Linked DNA regions of Homo sapiens: region 2 is linked to region 1. Evidence: read pairs that join two places in POLR2A ChIA-PET (ENCODE). Cell type or tissue: CD4-positive, alpha-beta T cell. All regions are shown on one strand. Each heading gives the region's core, and the rest is flanking DNA. Links, peaks and the distances in the headings are about the cores only. Region 1 holds the start of LOC105374042 (a long non-coding RNA gene). Region 2 overlaps BTLA (B and T lymphocyte associated).

The links. Peaks named below come from ENCODE experiments on the same cell type or tissue, not always from the same donor. Only the 100,000 strongest peaks of a DNase experiment are listed, where the experiment ranks them.
Region 2: POLR2A ChIA-PET joins it to region 1 with 5 read pairs; 2 of 35 experiments call an interaction of 5 or more read pairs at or near these places.

What each region holds. Positions count from the first base shown.
Region 1 is chr3:112,301,288-112,306,667 of GRCh38, forward strand. It overlaps LOC105374042 (a long non-coding RNA gene), which reads left to right and starts at 1,191. Exons shown (of 5, transcript NR_147411.1): 1 at 1,191-1,427. RefSeq lists an enhancer at 838-1,710. In CD4-positive, alpha-beta T cell, for the core only: a CTCF peak has its summit at 3,505; a DNase peak (open chromatin) is centred at 2,874; H3K4me3 peaks cover 1,179 bases.
Region 2 is chr3:112,461,943-112,467,322 of GRCh38, forward strand. BTLA (B and T lymphocyte associated) reads right to left here. Exons shown (of 5, transcript NM_181780.4): 5 at 2,024-4,441. The coding sequence ends at 4,166. Among named protein-coding and RNA genes, the nearest start is that of BTLA, 35 kb to the right of the region's middle. RefSeq lists enhancers at 1,573-1,712, 4,150-4,665. In CD4-positive, alpha-beta T cell, for the core only: no CTCF peak of the experiment used is centred there; a DNase peak (open chromatin) is centred at 2,499; H3K27ac peaks cover 3,307 bases.

The DNA.
Region 1 (5,380 bases), core at 61-5,060:
TTATTGCTTTATATGAATACTGTATTGAAAGCCCAAGCATTCCATTTACTCACAGAAACTGTACAATTATATATTACTTCATAAATGCAATGAACACATTACAGTCTACAAAATCAGAAATTACAGAAGTTTAAAAATTCTGAGTATCAAATAATACAGATGAAGAAATAGACATAAATATGGCAGCCCATAATTTTGACAAAGAAATTGTAGCCTCCCTGACTTTAAATATGTGAATTTGAAAATACTGAGTTTGGAGTAATCATTGTGCTTTGTGTTGGTCTAAAAAATATAACACTGGCTGTCAAATCAGCATGTCTGAAAATATTTAATTCACTTCCAAATGTCATACAAATTATTGTGGCTTCTATGTACCCTAAGGCTTCAGTCATTTAGCTCAGGTACATTACTAAAAGTAATATATCAATTCTTCCAGTACAGTGATGTTTCACATCATTCACATTTGCATACTCTGGAATAAAATAGAAAGTAATGTGTTATATTCAAAATATTCAGAAAAGCAAGCAAAAGGTCAAGGAAACTGCTGGTTATTCTGAAATAATCTTGTGTTGAGGTGAGAAATTAAAGAAAAATAAAATTAAAAAGAGAAAAAAGTTTTCCTGTTTTAGGCTAACTTGTCCAAGAGGCAGCAACAGGCACAGCCCAGACCTAGGAAAAGTCTTGATAATATTATCTAATGTGCTCTGGAGACTCTCCCAGCACCCCCTCAACACAGGGAGAAGAAAAACAAATTTTCCTTTGCTTTATGGAATGAGTTTATAGATTCTTGTTGTCTGTAACTAGTGATTTTAAGTATTCTGTTTTATCTAAGAAGTACAAAAAAAGTCATGAGAAGCCTGAGTAGGCCTGAACTACAGCTGCCTGGGCCCCACAGTGAAGGTTATAGGATAAGCCCCTGCACAGGCAAACCTAGATAAGGAACATCTGGGTTGCTTGGCAACGGTCATATGCAATCCTGTCTTTGTCCTGCCTCTGGATCCCTCCTTTCATGCCACTGTAAGCTTGCTTCAAGCTAGCCCACCCCGTTTTGTGAAGTGTGTATGAAAGTCAGGTGCTGTCTTTGTTCTGGGCCCAGCCTTTTGGACATGAGTCAGCTGGGCCTGAGTGCACTCAATAAAGATTCTCCTGTTTCAACCCAAGGTCTCTCTCGTCCTCCTGAATCCCGCAACATTTCTGGTGAGTCAGCCAGGAGGCCGTGGAGAGGACAGGTTGGCTGTCTCCTTTGCCTGTAGGTGGTCTGGGGCCCCAGCAGTGGGAGACCTGTAACTTCAGGCACCACTGGAAGAACTTAAGCCCAGAGAAGGAAACGGCTCTTCCACTCCCCAGCGCCCCTCCCCAGATGGTGCATCAGAACCTGGAGGGTTGCAGGACAATCTCAAGAGCAGCAGGCAGACATCTGAACCGTGGTAAGGTTTTGGGGCCCAAGGCAGGGAAGCCCGTCCCCTAAGGACAAAGGGGAGCTTGATCACTTCCCAGGGAATGACCACTAATCCAACCCAGAGCGGTTGGGGGCGGCAGGAGAGTCTTGCCCATTTGGATGAACCTCTTGTCCCCACTAACAAAGTGAAAGTGGTTCACTGGATCTGGAGACAGGAACTGGAAAAGGGGAGGAAATGGGCCAATAGAGCGGCAAGTGCAGCAAGGTAGAGATTGCTGGCAGGGTGGCAAGAGTGGCTTGCCACCCCAACTGGGAGTGTGTGGGTGCATGTGAACCCACCCGGGACACGAGAGACACTTGTTTCATCTGATGAGGAGTCCCGGGGCAGGGGAGGTTTGTGAAAGTGTGTGAAAGAGACGGTTCCGGGAGAAACCAATGTGAGGAGTGACATGCAGGGGGCTGCAGGTCTCTTAGTAGAGGCTGTATGCTCCGAGCAACATATAGGACCAACTGGGTCTGATCAGCCTAAAAGGAAAGGAAAAGGGAGTGTGCTGAGCCTTGAAGGGAGAAAGGGAAGACTGAATGTGATGCATTGTTACTGGGAGGAAATGGGAGGAAAATCCTCAAAACCCACCCCCTTGGAATGCATGCTAAAGAACTTTAAAAAAGGCGTTGCGGGAGATTAAGGAGTCAAGTTAACCCCTCAGATGCTGAAAACTCTCTGTGAATTAGAATAGCCCTCTTTTAGTGTGGCTGCCTGGCCCAAGGCACTATAGATAAAGAAATTGGCCATGTGTTTTAAGGTGGTGACTAGGGTGGGAGGACAGCCAGGACATTCAGACAAAGACTTTATATTTACTCATGGCTAAATAGATGCAGCCCTGCCTAGCAGTTTATTGCAGAATGCTCGCAGCTCAAGCCAAGAGAAATCAGCTGCGCTGGCAGCTACAGAGTTAAAAGGAAAGTCACAGGGGCTTGTAGCACAGCCGAGCCAAAAGTGAAGGTAAAAATCAGCTGCCCTGGCAGCTATAGAGACAAAAGAAAAGTCTCAGGAAAGGCAAAAAAATTGGTTTTGCAAGAATAACGGGACAATCTACCCCCCCTTTACCAAGCCTAACTGCCCCTAAGAAGTTAAGTTCAAACCAATACATGTTCCCAGTCTCACCCGAGAAGGAGAAATCAGAGCTCCAGGAAGTTAAAGTGAAAGATTTGAAAAGTCAGGCAGGCTATCTCAGGTCTGTCCGTGCCCAAGTTATGCTTATACCTCTTAAGAGGACAAGTGGACCCCCACTAGGACCCAGATGATGCAGTCCAGCTTCTGTGCCTGCAAAGATGCAGAGAAGCACTTCTGCAAAGGCTAAAAGATGGTAGAAGAGAAAGGCAATCAATATAGAAAAAATCTCAGAGGTGCTCCAGGGTACAGATAAAAGCACCAGCCAGTTTTATAAAAGACTTTGTGACGCATTTTGGTTGTACACTCCATTTAACCCCGAGGCTGCTGAAAATCAGCGCATGGTGAATATGGCGTTTGTAAGGCAAGCCCAGGGAGATATCAGGCAAAAATTGCGGAAGTTAGAAGCTCCGCAGGCGTCAATGCCACTCAGCTTATTAAAGTGGCTACCAAGGTGTACATTAACCGAGATCAGGAGGCAAAAAAGGAGGCTGATCATTAAGAAAGGCTAATTTGCTAGCAGCAGCCCTTAGAGGAAGAGAAGCTGACTTTGCAAGGAGGCTTGGACGCGGGCATGAACGTAGTCGTGGAAGAGGCTATTCTGGACAAGAATTTGAAGGCCTGCCGAGGCTAAAGAGAGATTAATGTGCACGGTGCAAAAGGAAAGGACACTGAAAAGATGAATGTCAAAAGAATAAGGAAAATGGTTAGGGCGATGGTATAAGAAAATCACCAGCCAAGGGCTACTGCACCCAGGAGGAACCCAAGACCTTCTGCACCTGCTGTAAAAGGCAGGATATAAAGTGTCAGGAAAAAAGACTCAAATCTGCTCTAAAAGTGTCCAGTATTTAAGCTTTTACATAAGCCAAGAGAAAAGATGGCTTAGTAGTGAACAAAAGCAGGCTGTTTATGCACTTCCTACTCCAACCACCAGGCATCAGATAAAAAAGTTCCTAGGGGCAGCAAGGTTCTGCCGCATTTAGATCCCAAATTTCTTGCTCATGGATAAGCCATTATACGAAGCCACAAAGGGGAGGAAAGAAGGAGCCCCTTCTCTGGAAGGCCAACCAGGAAAAGGCTTTTAAGGAAATAAAAAAAAAAGCCTTGACTCAGGCCCCAGCTTTAGGGTTACCAGATCTAACTAACTAAGCTTTTCTTCTTGTATGCCCACAAGTGAAAGGGACGCCATAAAGGTTCTAACTCAAGCCATAAGGTCATGGCATCACCCGGTGACATACTTATCCAGCAATTAGATTCTGTGGCACTTTGATGACCTCTTTGTTTTAAAGCACTAGCTGCCACTGCCCTACTGGCGCAGGAAGCTAATAAACTGACTTTAGAGACTGTGAATACCCTAAAGGAGCTCCTAAAGGAGCAAGGAGCTACCTTGCTCCTTCCTCATCAAGTCAGTGCCAGGAGGCCCCCTTCATTGCTGTATGGACGTGGTAGATGAAGTGTTCTCAAGCCGGAGAGATTTGACAGATCAGCCCCTCAGGGACCCGGACATTGAATATTTTACTAATGGAAGCAGTTTCATACTAAAGGGAGTCTGCCAAGCTAGATATGCAGTGGTAACTTTGAACTCAGTAGTAGAGGTGCAGTCTTTGCCTACAAGAACTTCTGCTTAGAAAGCAAAGCTAATAGCTCTCTGGCTAGCAAAAGACCAGAAGGCAAATATTTACGCAGATTCCAAATATGCTTCTGCCACTTTGCATGTTCATGAGTCTATTTACAAAGAAAAAAGAAGACTTTTAGCTGCTGGAAGTAAAGAAATAAAGTACAAGGAAGAAATTCTACAGCTCTTAAATGCTGTATAGGCCCCCAAAAAGGTAGCAGTAATGCATTGCAAAGGGCACCAAAAAGCAAGAACACTGAAGGCTAAAGAAAACAGAAAGGCAGACAAAGAGGCAAAGCAGGCTGCAGTGACAACTCCACCTTGTAAAGAAGCCTTAGCTATACCTTTCCTCCTGGAGATTCCCTTCCCAGAGATCCCAAGCTACACTCCAAATGAAAGGGCTTGGTTTGCCCAGGAAAATAGAAACTACATTGAAGGAGAATGGTAAAAAATCTCCAATGTGAGGCTAGCCATACCTGAAATGGTGGCCCCTAGATTTGTAAAACAGTTCCACCAAGGAACTCACATTGGAAAAAAAAAAAAAAAAAAAAAAAAAAACCAGCACTGAAGACATTATTAGGGCATCATTTTCTGTGTGCCATGGCTCATTGCTATTACTCAAGTCATTTATAAACAAACAGTGTTTAACTTGTGTTCAGAACAATCCACGACAAGGGCCTACGCAGCCCCTGGGAGTTCAGAAAACAGGAGCCATACCCTGTGAAAAACTGCTCATGGACTTCACCGAATTGCCCTGAGAGGGGGGCTATCAGTACATGTTGCTGTTCATTTGCACCTTTTCAGGATAGGTCAAGACCTTCCCCACCCAGACAGAGAAGGCACTAGAGGTGACCAACATGTTGTTAAGAAACATTATTCCCAGATTTAGACTGCCTCTAACTCTAGAATCAGACAATGGACCAACATTTGTGGCTGAAATAGTTCAGAACTTAACTCGATTATTAAAAACAAAGTGGAAATTATATACAGCCTATAGGCTGCAGAGCTCAGGTAAAGTGGAGTGCATGAACTGGATACTCAAACAGCTGCTGAAGAAATTTTGCCAAGAAACTCATCTAAGTTAAGATCAGGTCTTGCCCATGGTCCTCCTCCGAGTAAGGTGCACCCCTACCAAACAAACTAGGTATTTGCCCTGTGAGATTTTGTTCACCCAGCCACCCCCCATCATAAGTCA
Region 2 (5,380 bases), core at 251-5,250, 160 kb after region 1:
TGAAATGTGAGTCATAACCATAACAATGCTGTCTCACACCTGTCAGAATGGCTACTATTAAAAAGTCAAAAAATAAGACACTGGTGAGGTTGCGAAGAAAAGGGAACACTTATACACTGTTGGTGAGAGTGTAAATTAGTTTAACCATTGTGGAAAGCAGTGTGGCAATTCCTCAAAGAGCTGAAAACAGAACTACCATTTGACCCAGCAATCCCATTACTGGGTATATATCCAAAGGAATATAAATTGTTCTGTTTTAAAGACAAATACATGCTTATGTTCACTGTAGCACTACTCACAATAGCAAAGCATGGAATCAACCAAATGTCCATTAATGGAAGACTGGATAAAGAAAATGTGGTACATATACACCATGAAACACTATGCAGCCATGAAAAAGAATGAGATCATGTCCTTTTCAGGAACATCGATGGAACTAGAAGCCATTACCCTTAGCAAACTAAAGACTATTGCATGTTCTCACTTATAAGTGGGAGCTAAATGGCCGGGCGCAGTGGCTCAAGCCTGTAATCCCAGCACTTTGGGAGGCCAAGGTGGGCGGATCACAAGGTCAGGAGATCGAGACCATCCTGGCTAACAGGGTGAAACCCCGTCTCTACTAAAAAATACAAAAAAAAATTAGAAAATTAGCCAAGCGTGGTGGCGGGTGCCTGTAGTCCCAGCTACTCGGGAGGCTGAGGCAGGAGAATGGCGTGAACCCGGGAGGCAGAGCTTGCAGTGAGCCGAGATCACGCCACTGCACTCCAGCCTGGGGGACAGAGCGAGACTCCGTCTCAAAAAAAAAAATAAAAAATTAAAAAAAAAATAAGTGGGAGCTAAATGATGAGAACACATGGAAATATAGAGGGGAACAACAGACATTAAGGCCCACTAGAGGGTGGAGAGTGGGAGGAGGGAGAAGATCAGATAAAATAACTAATGGGTACTAATAGGCTTAATACTTGGGTGATAAAATAATCTATACAACAAACTTTCCATGACACTGGTTTACCTGTATAACAAATCTGCCCATGTACCCCTGAATTTCAAATTGAAGTTTTTCTAAAACCCTGCACACAAATGTTTAGAGCAGTTTTATTCATAATTGTCAAAACTTGGAAGCAACAAAAATGTCCTTCAGTAGATGAACAGATAAACTGTGGTACATTCTGACAGTGGAATATTATTCACCATTAAAAAGAAATGAACTATCAAGCCATGATAAGACATGGGGGAAACTTAAATGCATATTACTAAGTGAAAGAAGCAAATCTGAAAAGGCTACATGGGGCATGATGCCAACTGTACGGCACTCTGGAAAAGGCAAAGCAATAGAGGCAGTGGTTGTCAGGGGCTTGGAGGGAGTGATAAATGAGTAGAGCACAGAGGATTTTTAGGACAGTGAAACTATTCTGTAAATCACTATAATGGTGGATACAAGTCATTATACATGTCAAAACCCAAAGAACTGCAAGTGTGAACCCTCATGTAACCCATGAACTTTGGTTGATAATGACATGTCAATTCTAGTTACTGATTGTAACAAAGGCACCACTGAAGTACAGGATGTTGATGATGGGAGAAACTGTGCATGTGTGGGGGAAGACGGTATAGAAACTCTCAATGCTCACCGCTTAGCTTTGCTGAACCTAAAAGTGCTCTGAAAAAAGTTTATATATTTAGCAAAATAGATATGATCGCGCCAGAGAATTCATTCTGGGGACTAGATAGTTTTGGTTGGTGCACAAAACTGATCAAATAAACCACATATACCAAACCTAGCCTCTACTAGTTTTCTCAAATTGTGGACACTGGGAAACATATTAAAATTGGTTGGCATGTCTTTTAAAGATGATGATTAAAGAGCCATTTTCTAGACCTCCTGAATCAGAATTTCTTAGTGCTGCAAGTTAATAGTCTGCAGTTTAGCAAGTTATTCGGGTCGCTTTTATGTGTCAGGGGGTTTAAGAATCAGTATTCTATTCATGTCCACACATTTTGGGGTACAAAATCAGATGCCAAATTGATTTCAAATAAGTTTTAATAACTTTACCTTCTCATTGAGCACAATCACAAGCTTAAAATTTGTGAAAAACCATTAAATTATCTACATATTCTTTTTCTCAAACCCTCTATAAACTAATGAAATAAGCCATGTAAATAATAGTGAAGTAGAGTCATTTGGGAAAATGCATGTATGTCTCTGACACCATTTTGAAAAGGAATAAAAACATAAATGATTTGTGATTTTGGCAAACAGTACAAATATATTAATACATCTTAGAGATGAAATCATTATCAGCATTATCTTTACTATAAGACATACTAAGGATATTTTAAATAAGACAGAAATATTTTGCTTTTAAGTTTGAGAGAATCATGAAGGAACTGTTCAATTTCGTGTGTTCATCTGATAAGAGGACAGCTAAATGTATCCTCCCCATATTTCCTGTTTCTATTTTTAAGAATACCACAAGCAGCTATTCTAACATGTCTTTCTTACATAAGTTGTCCACAAATGCAGCCTGGCTAAAACAGCCTATCTCGAATTGGTTGCTTGAAATTCTAGGTGTAATTGGCAAAATAACAGTGACTCAAAAGAATATTTGCACCCCCAAATCTAAGGAGCTAAAACTTAATGCCAGTGTTACTTAAGAAAATCTCTCCACCACAAAACCTCAGTTTTGTCTTTTTGTATATATACCCCACTTGTATTCTAAACTCCATAATTTCACATATTATTTTCTTTAATGACCCATTTACTCTAGTATTTTGAGCTTCATAAGCAAACTGAAAATATAATGTCAATTTGATCAGTTTCTCGTGCACCATTTCTGTTGTCACCCACCCCACCTAACACACACACACACACACACACACACACACATCACATTCCTTTGTGCAGCAGCTCAGCTCACATATTTGTTGAAATGGATTTTAACCTTTGCTATCCACTTTGTATGAAGACTATTACATTATTCAGTAGCAGCACCTGAGAATTCGAATAGCCTCAAACTGTTGAATAAAATTATAGGCTATTTTTGAAATAGTTTAACTCAAGTACTTTGGAAAGTCCAAAAATCTGAATCCATCTTTTGCTATACTCTTAAGTGGCTGCAACCTCAGTATTTTAAAATAAATGATTAGCAAACTAAAATATGTCACTACAGATGATTTGCCCTGATTCCTTAGTAAGAAGAACAGCAAGATGCAGATGTGGTGAATGAAAGCAAATTGACCCCTACAGACCAATTAAATATTCTGGGTTTTCCTCCATTCCATTAATTGCACTTTAACTTGCTATCAAGTCAAGCATGAAGCAGTTTAAGCTATCTTCACTTGCCCAGTGATACCTATTCTGACTAACTTTTAAACTATTCAGATGCCCATAAGTATATTAATTCAGCAGCATTATGTCACATTCCTATCCATTAGTCTATGTGACCCAGTGAGTCTCTACTTTCCTCATAAATGTGCTATACGTTGACTGCTCCATTAATACCTATATTTGCTTATCAATCTAACAGAGTAGATATAAGCATTTGTTTGCCAGGTATGTGGAACATCTACCCTATATCCAATTGGTATATTCTATATTTTTATTGCACCATTTATTATTTTCATTTTCTTACATCAAGCCTAAAATGATTTCTCCTTTGCATTTAAGAAACACCATTCTTAGACTGACACAGCAAAAATTTCTTATTTTGGAAGACTGACTTGAAATATACAATCATTACTGTATTTATGGTTGGTTAGTCAAATTGGGACATTTTGTTTTCAAGAGTGTGTAGTGAACTGATGCAGGTAACACAAACCTCTTTTCCCTACAAGTCTTTCCAATAGCTTCAAAGGCAAGATCGAGTTTGTATATTGGGTAAAATGTAGCTAAGTTTAAACGTTCTACTATTCTGCTACTCATGATGTCAACCAGTTTTGGAGAGATTTTGTTATTCAAGGCTATAATATAAAAAGCTCCCAAATAAGTTTCTGAGAGAAATTTTAATCATTTATCCTATGGACCCTTAAGACCCAAGCACTAACATGAACATTTCTAAAGTAAAAATTCTCAAATTGAGAAATATTATTTGACATCCTGTTGAGCCCAGACAATGATGTCAACATGCTGATCATTCAATGGTCCCTGTTGGAGTCAGAAACAGACTTAACTCCTCACACATATGGATGCATATTCTGTTGGTGCTTCTTTTACATTTCTTGCCAGTCTTGAGTTCGGTCCAATGACAGAATGGTTCAGGGAAGCATAAACAATGCCTGGTTTGTTTTCTTCCAGGCATGGATTAGAATAAACTTCAGACCCTTCCTGCATCCTGAAACAAAGGTCAGGGTCATTATCATAAATTCCAGTTTCTGATAGCAGTACTTGGGAATTTTGCCTGGTGCTTGCTTCTGTTTGCTCACTCTTAAGGTGAGCATCAACCTACAATAGAAAAAAAGATGGTTTTAAGTGACACTTACGGCCATGGTAGTGCATATTCATTAGCAAACTATGAATGAAAAGCTTAAATGGAGTCATGTCCATTGTGAGAAATAATCTACTGTTCCTCACATACTCTGCTGACATCTACACTTTCAGCTAAATTTCAATTATTAAAGGATGAAAGGCTTGAGAATCACTATGTCACCCCTAAATAGTTATTTTGTGCTTTATTACTGGTCACTTTTGAGGTCACAGAACATTTTTTAATCCCCCTTCAAGATAAAAAGCATAGCCCAAATTGATGGAAAAAGCAAAAAATATCCTATGAAAACTTCAGGCAGTTTATAACATGATGAATAGTATTTAATGCAGTTTAGAATAAAAAGATTAAGGATAAAGCAGAACAAATACCCCCTAAGAGGGCAGAAACAATAAATATTATGAGTTAGCCAAGATATATTATTATAATTTGAGACCTTAAATTAAAAAATTGATGTCAGTTTTGGAAAGATAAAGCTTAGAAAAAGTTCCAAAACAGTATTCCAGTTGTTATTCCTATCAAAAGAAAATTCTTCTTTTTTTTTTTTTTTTTTGAGACGGAGTCTTGCCTATAGCCCAGGCTGGAGTGCAGTGGTGCGATCTCGGCTCACCGCAAGCTCCGCCTCCCGGCTTCACGCCATTCTCCTGCCTCAGCCTCCCGAGTAGCTGGGACTACAGGCGCCCGCCACCTCGCCCGGCTAATTTTTTTTTGTATTTTTAGTAGAGACGGGGTTTCACCATTTTAGCCAGGATGGTCTCGATCTCCTGACCTCGTGATCCGCCCGCCTCGGCCTCCCAAAGTGCGAGGATTATAGACGTGAGCCACCACTCCCGGCAAGAAAATTCTTACCGTTTCAAATATAGCCAAATATCTTAGAGCTTCTAAGAAAGAGGTGAATT